2 separate regions of the Homo sapiens genome follow, and region 1 is linked to region 2. A link is a loop called in an ENCODE intact Hi-C map of the cell type or tissue named here. Cell type or tissue: PC-9. All regions are shown on one strand. Links, peaks and the distances in the headings refer to the core of each region. The heading gives the core; the rest is flanking DNA.

The links. Peaks named below come from ENCODE experiments on the same cell type or tissue, not always from the same donor. Only the 100,000 strongest peaks of a DNase experiment are listed, where the experiment ranks them.
Region 1: it touches region 2 in a loop (2.7-fold over the local background); 2 of 110 quality-filtered maps call a loop at or near these places.

The regions. Positions count from the first base shown.
Region 1 is chr12:75,820,527-75,830,118 of GRCh38, reverse strand. All of the region lies in intron 1 of LOC105369844 (a long non-coding RNA gene), which reads left to right. Among named protein-coding and RNA genes, the nearest start is that of PHLDA1-AS1, 210 kb to the left of the region's middle. In PC-9, for the core only: no CTCF peak of the experiment used is centred there; a DNase peak (open chromatin) is centred at 4,228; H3K4me3 peaks cover 663 bases; H3K27ac peaks cover 3,364 bases.
Region 2 is chr12:75,886,759-75,895,497 of GRCh38, reverse strand. No RefSeq gene overlaps it. Among named protein-coding and RNA genes, the nearest start is that of PHLDA1-AS1, 140 kb to the left of the region's middle. RefSeq lists a silencer at 7,195-7,489. In PC-9, for the core only: no CTCF peak of the experiment used is centred there; DNase peaks (open chromatin) are centred at 2,397 and 4,187; H3K27ac peaks cover 2,126 bases.

The DNA of each region.
Region 1 (9,592 bases), core at 906-8,905, 66 kb after region 2:
GAACGCTAGTGATTTTTGTACCTTGATTTTGTAACCTGAAACTTTGCTGAAGTTGTTTACTAGCCAAAGGAGTTTTTGGGCCGAGACTGTGGGATTTTCTAGATATAGAATCATGTCATCAGCAAACAGGGATAGTTTGACTTCCTCTCTTCCTATTTGGGTGCACTTTATTTTTTTTCTCTTGCCTGATTGCTCTGGCCAGGACTTTCAATACTACGTTGAATAGGAGTGGTAAGTGAGGGCATCCTTATCTTGTGCCGGTTTTCATGGGGAATGCTTCTAGATTTTGCCCAATTAGTATGATGTTGGCTGTGGGTTTTTCATAGACAGCTCTTATTATTTTGAGATATGTTCCTTCAATACCTAGTTTATTGAGAGTTTTTAACTTAAGAGCTTTTACACAGCAAAATAAATTATCAATAAACAGACAACCTACAGAATGGGAAAAAATGATTGCAAACTATGCACCTGATGAAGTTCTAATATCTAGCATCTATAAGGAAATTAATAAATTTACAAGGAAAAAACAAATGACCCCATTAAAAAGTGGCCAAAGGACATGAACAGGCTCTTTTCCGAAGAAGACATGAATGTGGACAAGAAGTGTCTGAAAAAAGCTCAATATCACTGACCATTGGAGCAAATGCAAATCAAAACCACAATAAGATGCCATCTCACACCAATCAGAATGGCTATTATTAAAAAGTAAAAAAAAAAAAAAGTGCTGGTAAGGTTGCAGAGAAAAGGGAACACTTATACACTGTTGATGGGAGTGTAAATTAGCTCAACCACTGTGGAAAACAGTGTGGCTTTTTCCTCAAAGAGCTAAAAACAGAACTACCATTCAACCCAGCAATCCCATTACTGGGTAGATACCCAGAGGAATATAAATCGTTCTACCATAAAGACACATACATGCGTATGTTCATTGAAGCATTATTCACAATAGCAAAGACCCAGAATCAACCTAAATGCCCATCAGTGCTAGACTGGGTAAAGAAAATGTGGTACATATATACCATGGAATACTACACGGCCATAAAAAAGAATGAGATCATGTCTTTTGCAGGAACATGGTTGGAGCTGGAGGCCATCATCCTTAGCAAACTAATGCAGGAACAAAAAGCCAGATACCACATATTCTCACTTATAAGTGGGAGCTAAATGATGAGAACACATGGACACAACAGACACTGGGGTCTACTTGAGGGTGGAAGGTAGAGGGTGGGAGGAGGGAGAAGATCAGAAAAAATAACTAATGAGTACTAGGCTTAGTACCTGGGTGATGAAATAATCTGTACAACAAATCCCTGTGACATGAGTTTACCTCTATAACAAACCTGCATGCGTACCCTGAACCTAAAATAAAAGTTAAAAAATACTTGAAGATTTGTTTTAGAATTTAGCTGTTTTTTGTGCATAAAATTGCTTATAAGTTAATTGCTTGATAACAGCAGAAAGACTACTTCATTTTAAACCCCTCCAAGCAGCAGAAAGAGCAAGAAGCAAAAAGACTCATATGTAAGATAGGTATGTTTGGGGAGGTAAAATATGCTTTATTATTAAAAGCTCAAACTTCAGCTCTGGAATTAGGCTTTGCTTCAAGTTCAGCACCACCATTTACTAATTGTGAAATTAGAAAAGGTGTTTGATCTCTATTAGCTTCAGTTTCCTCTTCAGTAAAAATGGAACTAATAAAGCCATTTCATATAGTTAGAAAAAAAAAAACTACGATGCTTAACAGACAGCTTAATAATAATAAGCATGCAATGAATGATAGTTCTTATTGATATTATTTTGGATGGGAGGTTTAAGTGTGCCAAGTGTGCTAAGATCTTGTTGATATTATTTTGGGTGAGGGGATTTAAGTGTACCATGAAACAAAATCTCATTAATTAATTCAAAGATTACTAAATGTTCTAAAGAAAGATAATATGTTTTAATAATATGTGCTCTACTTACAATGTCTGTGGAATTCTGTAAAGCCAAAAATATAATCATAAGCATCTATGAAGGTTCTAATATCCAGCATCTATAGGGAAATTAATAAATTTACAAGAAAAAAAAGACCCCATTAAAAAGTCCATGTTTGTCATGTTATAATATGGGAAAAGCTGTCAGACTTTTTGTACTTTTATTTGTGAGAACAACTAAAATTAAGTGGTGAGGATTTAGAAAAGCCAACTCTATTTCTATGCTTTTTTTCTCCTTTAAGGTGGTGTTTAGTGCTTAAAGAAAATCATCCAGAGCCAGGATCAGTTGGGTAATTGCAAAACTATCACAACCACAGAAATCATGATATATCAAATTGTGTGTGTTTACAGAAAATGTGTGGTATCAGTCTAGCTGGCATAAAGGAGTAAAAATGACAGTAGCAGTAAACAAAGCATATGGTAACTTAAAAAATGGGCTTTAAAAGTGTGAATATTTATATACAAAGCAACTCTCCATTCTGCAGCTTTTATAATTATCTATATTTATCATCACTCTGCATCCTTCCACATCCTTAGTGTTTTTTGAGAAAAGGAGCCCCAAGTAACTGAAGCTGCTGAAAGTGACTCTGTCTTAGGCCCATGTGCACCAAAGAAAACAAACCTAAATATCCTGGTCCTGATTGTGGGTCAGTGAAGGACATCTGATCTAAAGTCTTTATGATTTGACATGGGGAAGGCCAACTGCAGCAGTAGTGGCTTAGAGTCACCTGCCAATGGGACTGATTCAAACTCGATGAGCACACACCCCATTCAGATAGTGGGATGGATAAATGAAAGGGGCACCAGAAATAGTGAGTTCCTAGTGTTTATGTAATGTCCAAAGTGGCCCTTTGCAATTATGTCTCTCTCTATGAGACCAACTATACATTCCAATCTCAGAAGCACTTGGAAATGGGTAATTTGACCGTAAGATGTCACATCTGTGATCACATCCTGGATCACGGGTCATGATATGTTTTGGCTGTGTCCCCAGACAAATCTCAACTTGAATTGTAGCTCCCATAATTCCCATGAGTTGTGGGAGGGACCCAGTGGGAGATAATTGAATCATGGGGGTGGTTTCCCCCATACTGTTCTCATGGTAGTGAATAAATCTCTCGAGATCTGATGGCTTTATACGGGGTTTCCCCTTTCTCTTAGTTCTCATTCTCTCTTGCCTGCTGCCATGTAAGACATGCCTTTCACCTTCCACCATGATTGTGAGGCCTCCCCAGCCACGTGGAATGGTGAGATCATTATACCTCTTTTTCTTTATAAATTACCCAGTCTTGGGTATGTCTTTATCAGCAATGAGAGAACAGACTAATACAGGTCACATCCTGATGTTGGAACAGCAAACACTCTGGGAACCAAACATTATTCTGTGAACTCTTCTGATCAATAACCAAAGGTATTTCTGCATTTCTTTATACCCGAGTGTGAGTTCTCTTGAAATTTTGGTGCTGCTGAAATGTGCTCATAAGAATGTGCCAAACCTTAAAGCCAGAGTACCCACATCCCATTCCCAGCTGCTCCATCAACAACCCAGGTGGCCAGTAGTAGAAAAGGGGCAAAGGGATTAGGGCTGGAGTATTGGTTTTAGATAAGAGAAAGGATGCTGTCTCTGGGATGGGTAGGAAGGAGGTAAGAAAAGATGCTGATGAAGACACGGTTGTATGAGTAGAGGGAGGAGAGGGATGGGAAGTTAAGGGAATTTTTACCTGATTGCTCTGTTTTCTTGGTGAAGACTGAGGTAAGGATATCTATTGTGAATAAGGGGATGGGTAACTCGAATATAGTAAAGATTTGAAGCAACCTTCGTAGGAAATGATGGTGTTAAGGAACAATTGATATATAGGAAAATCATTGTGGTAATATCTAGGGATACAGATCATGGATTTGTAGAAGCATGTTGTACAATTCTCTCCCTGCATTGCCTGAGTGTAGAATCGGGGGAAAGACCGATGTGGGAATGATAAAAATTCAGGATTGTAGTGGACTCATTTGGAGGAAGCAAAAGGGAGCAAGAAAATTCAAATCATTCATAAGTGAATGATTAAAGAGATGGTTTAAGCCGTGATGGGAAGGAAAGTGAAGACAGGAAGGCACATACTGGGGAAAATGGGAGCACGGGGCAGTGAGTCAGAGCATTTTTTTTTAATGAAGTTGAAAAACAAGTTTAAAGGAATTAACAGAGAATAGGAAATTTAAGTAGGTTGTGTGGTCAGGCTGTGGTTTATTAGAGATTAAATTTTCGTTAGTAAAGCAATTCTGTGGGATGACAAGCTTCAGGGTGTGGTTATGCATGTGGGTAATAAAATTTGAGTAGAATTGAAGGTTATTGGAATGAGGAGGCCCAGGAACTGTGGGGCAAGGCATTTTATGGGGTATGTGCACGGACTCAGAATTCACCCAGGATGATGGTAAGACTAGGGGTGGAAAGGACAGTGTGACTCAGGGGCTTCTTAATATTTGGGGATGAATGTGAGAGAGTTGGTTGATGGTAGTGAGAGAAAGGCATTTAGGATTGTGTACTAGAAGGCATAAGCTTGCAGAGTGCAGGGGTTGTTCATTAAGGGAAGAAGAATTTGAGAGTGCACAGAGAACTATGAGAATACTGTTTCACTTCCAAGCCCCATGTCAAATGAGGCTTGAGAGACCCAAAGCTGCACCTAGACAGGGCTGTAGAAGAGAAGATCACCCAGAGGGAGGTCCAGGTTTGGGTTCAGCAAAGAAGTGGTGGAAGATTTCTTTCTGGAAGTTGAAAATGCACTAAACTTTGATAATCAGGAAATGGAGTTCTAGAGGAGACAGCAGAAAGATTGAGGAGTGAATAAGGGATGTGGGCATTTGCTTCTCCCTGATCCAAATATTAGTTTAGTGTTAGTGGTTAAGGACAGAATAGATGACTGCAGGGGCTTATCTTTAGGACAGTGACTGAAGGTGACATGAATATGAGGCATAGTGGAGTTCATTGACCTCAAGTTTTCAAAAGAAATTTTTATGTGAGATTGTTTTAGTGTTGAATCTAATGTTCTGAAAGCTGTGGAAAGCCTGATAACTCTAGAAACCTGTGAACTTGCCTACTTGAGATCGCTTTCAGCTCATGAAAGCACTATGGCTATTTCAAATATCAATGAGTAAAGTATTTTTCCTTCCTGATCACCAAGTTGTCTTCAAAGATTGTCTCATGAGGAACTACATGTCTCTTAGGAACTACAGTTCCTAAGCTTCCCATAAAAGCAAAGGCAGTCCACCTGCCCCATGATTGGGCCAGTGCAGAAGCATGGATCCAGGCAAATGTGGGTAACCACAGGGTACCAGCCGAATGCCCATGGCAACAGTCCATGGTTGAGCCTCTTTTTATCCCTTTAACTGTCTCCCTGTCAAACTATCTGCCAAAGTACCACTTAGCTGGAAGTGTATGAAGTGGAGTTTTCCTTCTTCCTTCCCTGAAGTATATATCATTACAAAAATTTTATTTCTTCATTGGTGAGAACTTTTTCTCTGAATTGGGTTCATTATTTTTTCAGAAGAGTGAAGATTTCAAAGCACACATTTCTGATTCACATCTATGCTGATGCCTGTAAAAATAACAAGATGCAGTAGCCATCCCAAGGTTGTTTGCCTGGCAGGGGGACTTTGGACCAGTTGCTTTGCTTCTTTGTACCTCAATCTCCTCTTCTCAGAGACAGTTAATAACACAGGGTTCTCCTTGCAGGGTTGTTTAGATGTGACCTCTGAAGTTAATGTATGTGAAGTTCTTAGCCCAGAGCCTGGCATATATTGGGTATCTAATATAGGGTGGCTGTTACTTTTACAAGGAAGATTATACCAGAATCATGCTAAGATTTAACACAAGTAAACTAATTGCATTTTCACAACAATTTGGTGAAATGGCTATTAATGATGACACTTATCATATGAATAATTTGAGGTTTGGTGTGATTCCATAGATCATTCAGGGTCAGGGTCAAATATTAGTAAATTGCAGAGCTGAGATTTGCCCTCAGGTCTATTTGATTCTAAACTCAGTGCTCTTTTCAATATAGTTAGATCATCCTGGGCGAATTATTTAGAATTTAGAGAAGAAAATTTCAAAATATTTCATTGTTGCCATGGCTTATTGTAAGCCCTACAATCAGTTGATTTTCTTGGCTCAATCTCAAGCCCTTTATGCAGAATTGCATGCCCTTTTTATCCTTTTCGGTTTTCAGGGACACAAGGAGAGATATGCATATGAAGGGTTATTTTCTAGGTAAGGAAAATCATATTCAGAGCAGTTGGTTGGTTATTCATAAAGAGCTCACCAAGTAGGCTCAAATTGGATAATCAAAGCTAAGCTGAGGGAAGCCACAGTTGATTTGAAATATCAAGAGGGAAGAGTAGGGACACTAAAAATCAGAAATGTGGTGAAACCACACATTTCCTGATCCAAGCACATCAGAATTCATTTGGTTAATAGTGAACAGAGGCACCCCACTGAGTTCCTTAATTATAACACCAGGACACTTTAAAGAAATATGAGAGGAATGCCTTTTCTGGCAATTTATAAATCATGTGATTTTCCTTTCTCCCTTGGGTGGACATTTTATTGCAGAGCAGGGTAGGGTTTTTGCTGGACATGCAAACTTCATTCACTTAATCGTTGAACATGAGGAACTCCATATTGCTTGTGGATGATTTTTAATTATCCACGGTTCTTTAGTAGTTAATGTTCCTTCCCATCCCAAGCCTGAGGTGTCCCTGTGTTTCTAATATCACATTGTGGAGACAAAGCCTGAGCTGGATACCCCAAGTTTCAGAGGAGATCTTGGAGATCATGGAGTTCTATCTTTTTCTGGCAAAAATGAAGAAACCGGGGCCTCAAGAAGTTTAATGACCTTTCCAGCATTACGTGGCCAGATAATAGAAAGGTTAATATTGGAAAGATTAAAACTGGAGGTCATATCTTGATGAGGAAAACCAGTGTTATGGCATTGGGCAGACTTTGAAGACAGAGATATGGTAGTATTTTGGGGAGAGGGAAGAAGAGGGAATTACTTAACCTCTTTGAGCTTCTCCCTATAAGCATCTTCTCTGTAAAATGTCTTCATATCTGTCTGGTGAGACGGTTGGATAATCGAATGAAGTTGTGAGCTTAGCAGAATATCTGGTGTATGGAGTGTGCTAAATAAATGATCAATTTTATAAATTTGTCTTTGAACTTTATGTCATTAGATTTAAAATAAAAGAGGACATTTGTTCCATTTTCTTTGTATTTCCAGCTGAATTTACTGCCCTTTACTAACCACCCCAGCTCAAACCTGTTTCAGAGCCCATCTGGATTGTGGTCGTGAACTAGCCCTGACACTTATAGGCTCTTGCTGCTGCAGATTTATCAGAGAAAGCCTAGAGACAGCCTTGCTCTCATCTTCGTGTCTGCTCCACCCTTGCTCCTTCCTCAGTCTGCTCCTTACACATGCCTGCCATACTCCATGTCATGCTGCCAGACATGACAGATACATTCAGCTTTCTGTCTCATTCCCTTCTAAGTATTCCTGTTTGCCCTGGCATTCCAGCCCATCTCTCACCCCAGAATCTTTGGCTGGAGCCATAACTTGGATTGGACTTGAGCCAGTCATTTCCTCCAGTCCCAGAGACATCTACGTGGGATGTTTGCCCAATGGCAGCCAATCCTAGAAGTCTCAAATGTGTCCTTACAAGTTTCTCAGTGTGTCTCCTAGGCCTAGGTGGAGCTAGGTGCCTAGAAATGCAGAGTGCTAGACAGAGGGATGTGGAATTTCATGACACGCTTGCCTCGTAGACCCCTACAATAAGTTACTCTGTTCTACGCAAGAATGTGAAAGGGTCACCTTCCTTTCTACCTGGGTCATCAGGACACCTGGGGTTTCTCTCTTATGATCTAGAGGTTGATGTCCAGTAGGAATCTCTTTGGATATCTTCAGATGATCTGGCTGGGTTTTGATCCCTGCTTTGTGTCCATCTTTCCAGTCTGTGACATGGAGTGTGGATTGCAATGGGGTCTTGCTTCTTCTCTAGCATCTGTCTTTAACAGAGAATAGACCACTCTCTGGTGACTGATAATGCAGCCTTATGGGGCAGTTATGAGATTGCAGATCAAGTTGCACCCTGATTGATTCCCCAAATGTGATTGCCTCCTTTATTTACACATGGCTTGGACTAGGAGAAATGATCTGCCTCTGTGTCCTTTCCCACAGCTTTGGACTTGGTCTTAGACTATCAGTTGTTAAGGTAAAAAAAATTATTTTTATACTGACTTGGAGATTTGACAAAAGTTCTTCTAGACACTAAGCATACAATAGATAGGGCTTTTTGTGATTTTTCCTCTTTAAGTATACAAGGCACGAAACCCTATAAAACATTACAAATTACCATACTTTCCCTGTATCAAAAATAAAAAAATTTACAGATTAACTTTTCCTTTATTCAAAATGGCACTAGTTGTAATGAGTTCCATAGTGGGGAATTATAGGCAATTGAAATATCTGCCTTGTTGAATAGAAGAAGGTGAGTAAGAACATTTATGTTGATTTTCAACCTCGAATGTTAGTCTGCGGATGTATGTGAGAAGTGGCAACACAGATCAGCTTTCTTAGCATTTATCTTGACTCTGGCTCTTAGGATGAATCACTTGTATCATAAGATTTGGGTTGCTTATCACTTCTGGAGATGCTTGTCTTTTTCTACCTACCTTTCTCTTGCCATGATCATGGGGAAGACTAGCACTATTTACTGAAATTCCAATGAGGCAATAACTTAGGAAAATGGCCATGTCAGTTATGACACCACTAAAAACCTGTTTAGTAAGAGAGCAGTTATGGGATTTTAAAAAACCATTGCAAATCACAGTCCTCCTTTAGCACTGAATCCTCCTTGACCTAATTCCCCCCCCCACCCCCGCCGCAACTCAGTTCCCCAGCTGAGCCTGTGACTTCAGCTTGTAAACTATCCTTGGCCTGGGATAGCCAATAAGGCAGCAAGATGCAGCTGTTCGACAGGGTGGCCAAAAATATAAGCGTAAAAGATGGATACATATTTTCCCTTTTTGATTGGTTTACATTTACCCCCGATTCATGAACATATTGTTTAAACTTGCTTTTCCAAAGCCCCATTAATCTTTGCTATTGGTTCGTCTCCTGTTTCCAAACATGACCTCACTCCAAGTGCCGCCCAGTGGTGAGCAACTCTGAAGTATTTTCTTTTCGCCATCCAAGAGAATCAGGGTGGAAGATTGCCGAGTTGGTGCTTGTTTAGGAGCTTTTCAAAATGAATCATTGGAGTGTGGGGATTTGATGTGGATTACTGGCCAAGTAATTATCGGAAGATATTAAGTATTGGAACTCAGGCTTTTGTATAAGTAGAATTAAAGCCCATGTCCTGGCACATGAGCTTGTCATTTGGGAGTGATGAAAATTATGTACCCTTGTTAGCATTTCTCAGTCCTTTTCATATTATCTCTCTCTCCAGTTACCTTCCCTGTTATTCAAAAGGTGATTTTGGGGTAAGATTCAAAGTCGTGAGATGAGGGCTGAATACAAGGTCATAGTTTTTCATTTGGTGTCTAATCTTCTATCTTTATTCTCCAAGGGTCCATT
Region 2 (8,739 bases), core at 740-8,739:
TTGTCCCGTGAATGGTATTGATGACATTCTATCTTGCAATACAGTTATAAGTTGAGTGAATGGCCTGCCTGGAATCTTTTAGACAGTGCTGTATTGGTGCATTGTTAGTTCTATTCACATATTTACAGCTCCAAACATAATTTCTGGCACATGGCAGAGAGTCAATGAATGTTCTCGAAAGTTCAATCAACTAAATGGAAGGTGAGTGTGACTGTTCATGTATCTCAAGTGGAGAGGTGAAAAGTTGAAATGTGTCATTCTATTTTTATTGCATTTAACTTCCTCAGTAGTTGTTGCTTCTGTTGTTGTTACCTCCCAATTTAGGAAATAGCTCAATATTGGATCAAATAGCTCAATATTGGAAAGCCAATTACCTAACAGAGGCAGAGAAAAGTGAAAGCAGCAAGATGGTGACAAAATGAGAATCAAAGGAAATGCCATTAATGGAAACTTACTCTGGCCCATGTGACTTACTTGGATTGGAGCATATGTAGGCAGACCAGCCAGCATGAACTGTTTTTATTATTATTATTATTTAATTTTATTTTAAGTTCTGGGATACATGTGCAAGACATGCATGTTTGTTACATAGGTAAATGTGTGCCATGGTGGTTTGCTGTACCTATCAACTCATCACATAGGAGTTAAGCCCCGCATGCATTAGCTATTTATCCTGATGCTCTCCCTTCCCCCACCCCCACAACAGGCCCTAGTGTATGTTGTTCCCTCCCTGTGTCCCTGTGTTCTCATTGTTCAGCTATTATTATTTTGTTTGAATTTAGTTATCACAGATTTCCTGGTTGTACGTCTGGTTGTATATATGCCAGTGTACACACATATATCAAAGTTTGTATCTTCTTAGAAATATGCTCATTTTCATAGAAAATAAAATCAACGTCAAGGTCACAAATAATTTTTTGGTTAAAAACAGTGACACCAATATATGATTGCAAACCTGAGTTCTCCACTGATTAAATGTGAAAACAGAGGGCTTGGACTCTGGAACCAGATATCTGAGCTTGAATCCCAGCTCTGCCACTTACCAGCTCTGTGGCAAGTTAACATCACCTCTCTGTGCCTCCGTTTCCTAATACATAAATTAGAAATGATAATAGGTCTACTGTATAGGATCATGTGAGGATTTAATGAGTATGTGAGTACATAATGTATGTTAAGTCATTAGAACAGTGCCTGGCACATAATAAATGTTGGCTATTATTATTAACAATTAATAATAGACATTACTAGTAATAACAGTGTCACAATTTAATTATTAATATTAATATTAAAATGTAGAACCACAACGTGTTATAATAGCAAATGTTGGCTGAGAAAATAGGCAATGATAAAAGCTTTTATAAATTAAATAACACTTTAAAATATATTTTATTAATAGCCTCTATATAAACAACCTATATTTGAAACAGCAATGTTGCATATATATGAATATATGTGGATATATCTGTGTGTGTTTACATAGCATTGTTCACTCAGTCCTCACATGAATCGTAACGAGTGCATGAATTTGTGTTCCTTGAGGCCTCCAGGGTATGTGTAGTCCTCAGTTTGTGAACCACTGGCTTCGTGAACCTTTATGTTTACTCTGTATATCAGTCATATAAATTAGTGCAGATTCTTTTCCTGAAAAAAATTCCATTGAATACAAAAAAATTAGGCTCTAGTTGTTGAAGAATCAAATACACTTAAATATAGTTAAAAATAATGAACAGAACTCGGATGGTATCTCCTTTAGGCTAGCATGGTTCACTCTGTGATACCAGGGATCTCATGGATCTCTTGGAAATAAGTGAAGGAGGAACCAAGTGCAATGTTTTTGGATTGCAGTTGTGTAGTGGGCAGAATGGTTAAAAGTACACAGTAACCCTGCGAGGAAGGTGGTATTCTTGTCCTCTTTTACAGATTAAAAAAACTAAGGCTCAGCGAGATTCAGTAATTTGCAAAAAGTCTTATAATAGAGCTAAGATTCAAATCCAAGATTGGTAGATGCCCAAGCTCTCTCCTTCTATGCTATAGTCCTGACAACGATGGCTGTCATTTTAAGATATCCTCCAGATTTTGCAGGGTTTCTGTTGTTGTTATTGTTATATTTTTATTTTGTCAGACTCCCAGAACACAGTGCATCCATGTAATAGAGGTAGAGATACCAGGACACAGCACATCAGTGTAATAGAAACAGACAGAGACACCAGAAAAATAAACATGGCTATTCATCATGGCAGCCAGCAGCAGAGGCCTGTGGGTTTTCCATGAAATTCTTTACAGGCCAGAGAGAAAAAAATCTAGGTTATTCAAATCAGTTACTCAGGCATTGCTGGTCAGTAAAGATTAGGCCCATTGGGTGTGCTTAAATGCCTGTGGCGAGTAAGGTGAAGCAAGATTGGAACTGCTGCCAAGGTGGCCGGGGGTGGAACTGACAGTGGTGAGGAAGAGGCCATTCTGAGTAGCTGGTTATCTTTCAGAGGATATGGGATAGATAAGGCCCTATCAAGATCAAAGAATGCATGTGGCGGGGGGGGGTTTATAAAGGAAGAGAAGGGAAACAGGCTCATTGAGAAACCAGGAAAGGAAGGAGGCTGACAGATGATATTCATCAAGTCCCTGTGGAGTGAGGGAGATGTGTGTAGGGTGTAATGTGGGAGTGAGGTGAGGAACATGACCCTTACTGATAAAGTCCGTTCCTCGTCTTTTGCAGTTGCTTTAAGCTCTGAAATGGCACTTGGGGGATCTGGGCTTGTCTTAGATCAGTACTTTCTAAGATATTTATCTCTTATTGCTGACACATGGCCCTTGGTTGTTCCCTCTTTTCTATAGTTCCCCTCCCTGAATCTTGTTTTAGGGGTTTCTTTCTTTATGGTTCCCAGGCCTACTCTCCTATTGTCTTATTTTATTAAATGTTATTCCTGTGAGGGAGGTCCATTAAGCTCCTTTCCTTTGTCTCAAGTCCCCTCTGCTGAGTTCCTGAGGACCGTGTAAAAGAACAACAGTACATGAAGATGGACAATTACTTATTGAGCATCTACAATGTGTAAGGCACTGAGAAAACCATGATAAATAAAATATACTTTTTCCTTTAAGGAGGTAACATCCCCTGATGAAGTTGACACTTTAGAGGGGAAAACAGAATTACAAACTAATATATACAATACAGTGTAAGAATATAATATTTGAAATATATGCCATGCAGAATATGATCCAGTTTTTCTCAAGGATCCCCCCTCTACCCTATGCCAGGGGAATCTACTATGTTTGAGGGAAATTCCATCTGCCCAAGAGGTCAGAGTTTATGGCTGGATGTGGTGGCTCACGCCTGTAATCCCAGCACTTTGGGAGGCTAAGGTAGGAGGATTGCTTGAGCCCAGGAGTTGGAGTTGGAGACTAGCCTGGGCAACAAGGGAAACCCCCTGTGTACAAAACAAAACAAAACAAAAAAAGCCGAATGTAGTGGTGTGCACCTGTGGAGGTTTTTGGAAGGCTAGGTGGGAGGATCACTTGAGCCCAGGAGTACTAGGCTGCAGTGAGCTATGATCATGCCACTTGCACTCCAGCCTGGGTGACAGAGTGAGACTCTGTCTCAAAAAATAAAAATAAAAAAGTCAGTTTCATTTACCTGGCAGCAGGTCAGTGTAACAGCAGAGGAATGACAAAGTAGAATGGAGAGAATGAGTGAAGAACTGTGAGCTGACACTTTCCCCTCTATGAACAGAGGACTGTGTGGGCCCAGAGCTGGCTGCTGAGCCTATTCAGCCAAGCTCCTTAGCTTTATGGAAGTACAGAACAAATGAAAGTTACCACAGGTGATATCATACCTACCCATAATAAAGAGAAAATGTCTTGATACCATCTCTTCCTTTCTGTTAAAGAAAAAAACTAGTCAATGATACTTGTTAAAACACAGGAAGGGAGACTTTATTCAGGACCATCTTAATAGGTATAGAGATCACTGCAATCAGATTCTGCAGTGGGGGAGAGAGATTGGGCTCAACTCAGAATACGGCATGGGCAAGTGGGAATTTATATGGAAGAAGCACGGTGGGGGTCATTAGATAAAAAAAATTACTAAGAGGAAACTTCAGGGGCAAGGGAGGATTCTGGCTAAACTGACCTAACAGGATTCTTACTGAAGACAGGCCAGGGTAAGCAGACATCACCTGGGGGATGGTGGAGGAGGAGGAACCCAGCCAGATACAGAGGGTGCTCGGATATCAAGGGTGGAAGTGCTTGCTAAACTGACTCAGCAGGATTCTTTGTTAAAACTGGACTTTATAAGAAAGTACACAGATGAGCCTAGGAGAAGTTTCAGGAGCTTGCCCAAAATTTGGTCAAGTAAATAATCTTTGTCCTCTCCTTACTTAGATTAAAATCGGATGGGTTAGCCTCAAAATTTTTGTGAAGAAGATTTAAAAAGAGACTGGCTGAAAACTGGTCTAGAAGCTAGTTATGAGATTATTTTGAAGCAATGTTGATTCCTGGAGCCTGGGCCCTGAATGCTGAGGGAAGCATCTGAGAAGAATGGACAATGATCTAGGGATGAGATCTAGGGAACAGAAGAGATGTTCGCCACAGGGTACATTGACAAGAAGTGTTGCTGGGAACTCTGTGACCGCCTCCACCCTAGGAACAGCTGACATGGGGAAAGGTTGATTTTGCAAACAGGAAGAACCAAAACTTGGCACTAGCTTTTGGAACCACAGGTTAACTGATGCCAATAGACATAAATGAGAATGCCTCAGAATTTAAACAATTTCTAAGTAATAGGAAGAATCAGCCTACTGTTGGAATGACATCTGTCTAAATGTCATCTATTAAAGAATCTCCATTTATTTCAAAGTTAAGAAATAACACAAAAAGGAGATGTTACAATATTGTGTAAATATCAAGTTAGAGAAGGATTTCCACAAAACGTAAGCGGGAACATCAATGGCAAATAAATAGTTTTTGAGAAAACTCAGGGTTTTCTTTTTCTTTAATCTTTTCTTTTTCTGGGATAAATACTTCAAGTGGAAATGGGATTTTCTGAAATGGGCACTTGCAAAAGTCTCCAGAAACCCCCAAGGAAGAGGGTTGACTCATCCAGAATACTGGGAGATGGAAAAGGGCCACAGAAAGCTGTTGGCTCCCTTGTTTGTGGACAAGAGAATTGCTTCTGGGCTGTTTTAGTCAGAGGCACTACATAAAAAATGAGCCAGGAAAGACACAACCAGCTAGGAGCCAGGCACTGTTTCTATGCTTGTTTTACATCCAAAAAGAACTAGAAGAAATTGCAATTTAAAATTTTGGTGGAATTTCTGGAATTATGAACAATGTCATTTCTGTAAATAAATATTTATGGAGTGTGTATCTTTGCCCACCCTGTCTTTGGCACCGTGAAGGTACACCAAAGACTCTAACTGTGATTCTTGCTTGTATTTCTCAACCACAGCTGGGATGTGATTTGTGCATAGGATTAAATATGTTGAGATTCTTTGATAAATCAAAAAATATTCCCTATAAGACACTGTGATCTTAAAATTATTCACAGATAATTGATCAACATTTTTGAGAATCCAGAGCTTGCTTGGTAGCAAATGAAACATATCTAAGACCCTCAAACTCCATCTCTAATAGGTTATGTATTTTTGTTTCTCAAATAGCAACTAGAATTTGGGGGTGGAATGGGGTAGGACGTTAGCTAGAAGACACGTATTAGGGAGAAAAGCCATTTCCAAATTGAGATCTTTGTTTACTGAATATCTGGCTTTTAGTAAGAGTATTTAATCCAAAGTGAAATTGGTAGATTTCACAGATGTATTTATCCCTCTATAATTAAAAGATCAGTCCTGTAGAGTTCTTTTCTTGAAAGATTATTCTATAATGTGAATAAACCATTCTCAGAATTGACAGCTTCTCTCTTCTGAAACCTTTCCTCTCTTCCTCAGCTGATTGAAAGGGCTGCTCATGGTCTTTTTCAGCTGCTTATAAGGAATATAAAGCAAACCAGTACAGCAGAAAGAGATGAATAAAGATTCCTTTGTTCCCGATCACGTGCCTGAAGAGAGAACACCATTGCCCTTGAGGCGCTCTCTTGAGTGGGTTCAGGATCTTCCCTCTTCCTGCAGCACTCTGCGATTCTCTCCCAGGGCTGCAAGAAAAAGCAGCACTGTTCCCTTCGGGTTGAGCCCGGCCATCGCCATCAGTGCTGCCACTGCCACCACCTCCATTCCCCGCAACCCAGACAACAGAGTGAACCTGCTAACAGCACAGAGTGTGTTTATTTATTCTCTCTGCATAGTGGAAACTTGTTTCAAAGAAAGTAACAGGGATTGCCTGATGTTAGAAGATTCAAAACACTGAAATACACTTGTAAAACGATTTGGCTGTCTTCAATGAATGTAAATAGTATGTATTTGGGGGAGTTGCAAAGGAGCCGATCAGCATATTTGTCAGAGAGGGAAGGAGGCAGAGGAAAATATTTATCTCTCTTTGTGAGCTGTCACACGACTATAGTTTGCCCATCACATCTGAATATCTGTTCAAATGATGTGATATTTTTATTTTGATTTCCTGAACTGATAAAATGTCCTGGAAAAAATAGGGCAGCTGATCTTTGGAATGTTTTTTCTCTCATAATCCTAAATTTTTGATTTCTGTGATTTCTCACTCTTCCCTTTTCTTAGAAATCCTCATGCTCTAGCTTTCTGGGGGGACAATTCTTATGGTTTTTTGTTATGTTGATGCTTTATCATCATTTATACCTCTGGCCCTTACTACAGAACCTTGCACACACTAGATGCACAATAAATATTTCCTGAAAAAGTGAATGAATGGAAAAATGAAAATGAAAATGAAAAATAAATGGAAAAATGAAAAGCATTGAGCTGTTTTGTGAAAATCTGATGAGTAAGCCTTTCTTCTTAGGAATTCTAGCCTTGGTTCCAGGCTCAACTGTTAGACTTCTCTGAAAAGAGTATACCCAAGTCTGCTTTCCCTTGGGTATACTGAGCTGGACCCCTGGAATAAAAACTTTGAGGAAACATCTAGTACAATAGTCACTGGTGCTAAGATTAGGGGCAAGACATCAAGAGTAAATTTGGTCTTACTCTTTCTCTGGAAAATTTTTAGGTATTTAGCTACCTACCTGAGATTTATTAGGCTGTTAATATTTCTTTGAGTATAAAGAAAAAAATAAGGGTGAAACATTGATGATCTAGTTTAATTTACTGAGAAATGTGCTTTTCTTCTTGTGAAAGTCCTAAATCTGTCCACTTGTATCAGTGGGACTGGGCATGTGGGTGGTGATAGTGGAACACTGTGTGAGCCACTGATATTGTGTGTGTGCTGGAATGAGGCATGCTTTCCACCTTACTCCTCCTTCTAGCAGCAATGAATATGGAGGGCAGCAATGTCATTTTCTCCTCGAAGGTCACAACCAAGAGAGAGGTGTCTCTTCTTATGTTTGTTTTCTAGGGCTGTAATAACAAAGTACCACAAACTGGATGGCTTAAACAAGGCATCTGTTTTCTCACGGTCCTGGAGGCTAGAAGTTTGAGATCAAAGTGTCAGTAGGATTGGTTTCTTCTGAGGCCTTTCTCTTTGGCTTGTAGATGGCTGTCTTCTCTGTGTGTCCCTATATGATCTTCCTTCTGTACATGTCTGTGTCCAAATTTCTTCCACTTATAAGGACAGCAGTCATATTGGGTTGGACCTGCCCTTGGGACTTTATTTAACTTTAGTTACCTCACTGAAGGCCTTATCTCCAAATACAGGCACATTCTACTGTACTTGGGATTAGGACTTCAGCCTGTGAATTTTGGGGGGGACACAATTTAGCCCATAACAAGACCCTACTGGCCAGAACTTTGTTCTGTCATTGGATTTTACATCTGGAGGAGAATGAAACTATAAAACATAGAGAATAGATAACTACTGATTATAGATTAGAGCCACCAGATAGAGTTGGAGATAGTGAAATGAAAAGCTGACTATAAGGTAATAATGTAGCTCGGTATAGTTAATTAAAACAAAACAGCCAGACGTGGTGTCTCACGCCTGTAATCCCAACACTTTGGGAAGCCGAGGTATGTGGATCACCTGAGGTCAGTAGTTCGAGACCAGCCTGGCCAACATGGTGAAACGCTGTCTCTACTAAAAATACAAAAAAATTAGCCAGGCGTGGTGGCGCGCCTGTAATCCCAGCTACTCAGGAGGCTGAGGCAGGAGAATCGCTTGAACCTGGGAGGCGGAGGTTGCAGTGAGCCGAGATCGCGCCACTGCACTCCAGCCTGAGTGACAAAAGCCAGACTCCATCTCAAAACAAACAAACAAACAAACAAACAAACAACAAAACAAAACAAAACAATACCACCACATTTCCCTGCATTGGAGTGAAAAAGTAATTCCTAACATATTGGGAGAACAAGGACATTTTCTACTCAAACAATAAATTAGGTTTCCATATTATATTACTTAAAGATGGATAATTCAAAGGCTGAAGAAAATGACAAAGGTGTAGGAAAACAAATTATGGAGAAAAATCAAGAAGAATCAAAATTGTTTAGCTCAATGAGAGCTGAGAGGTGAAAGAGGAAGACTTGGAAAGGTCTGAGGATGGTAGTGTTATACTATGGGTTATTGGATATAGTGAACAGAGAGGGTGTTCATTTTCACTGATGTCAAAAAACTTCTTTCAAGAAATTATAAAAGGAATAAGCACTCATATAAATGAGGGTTTTGGTTGACGAA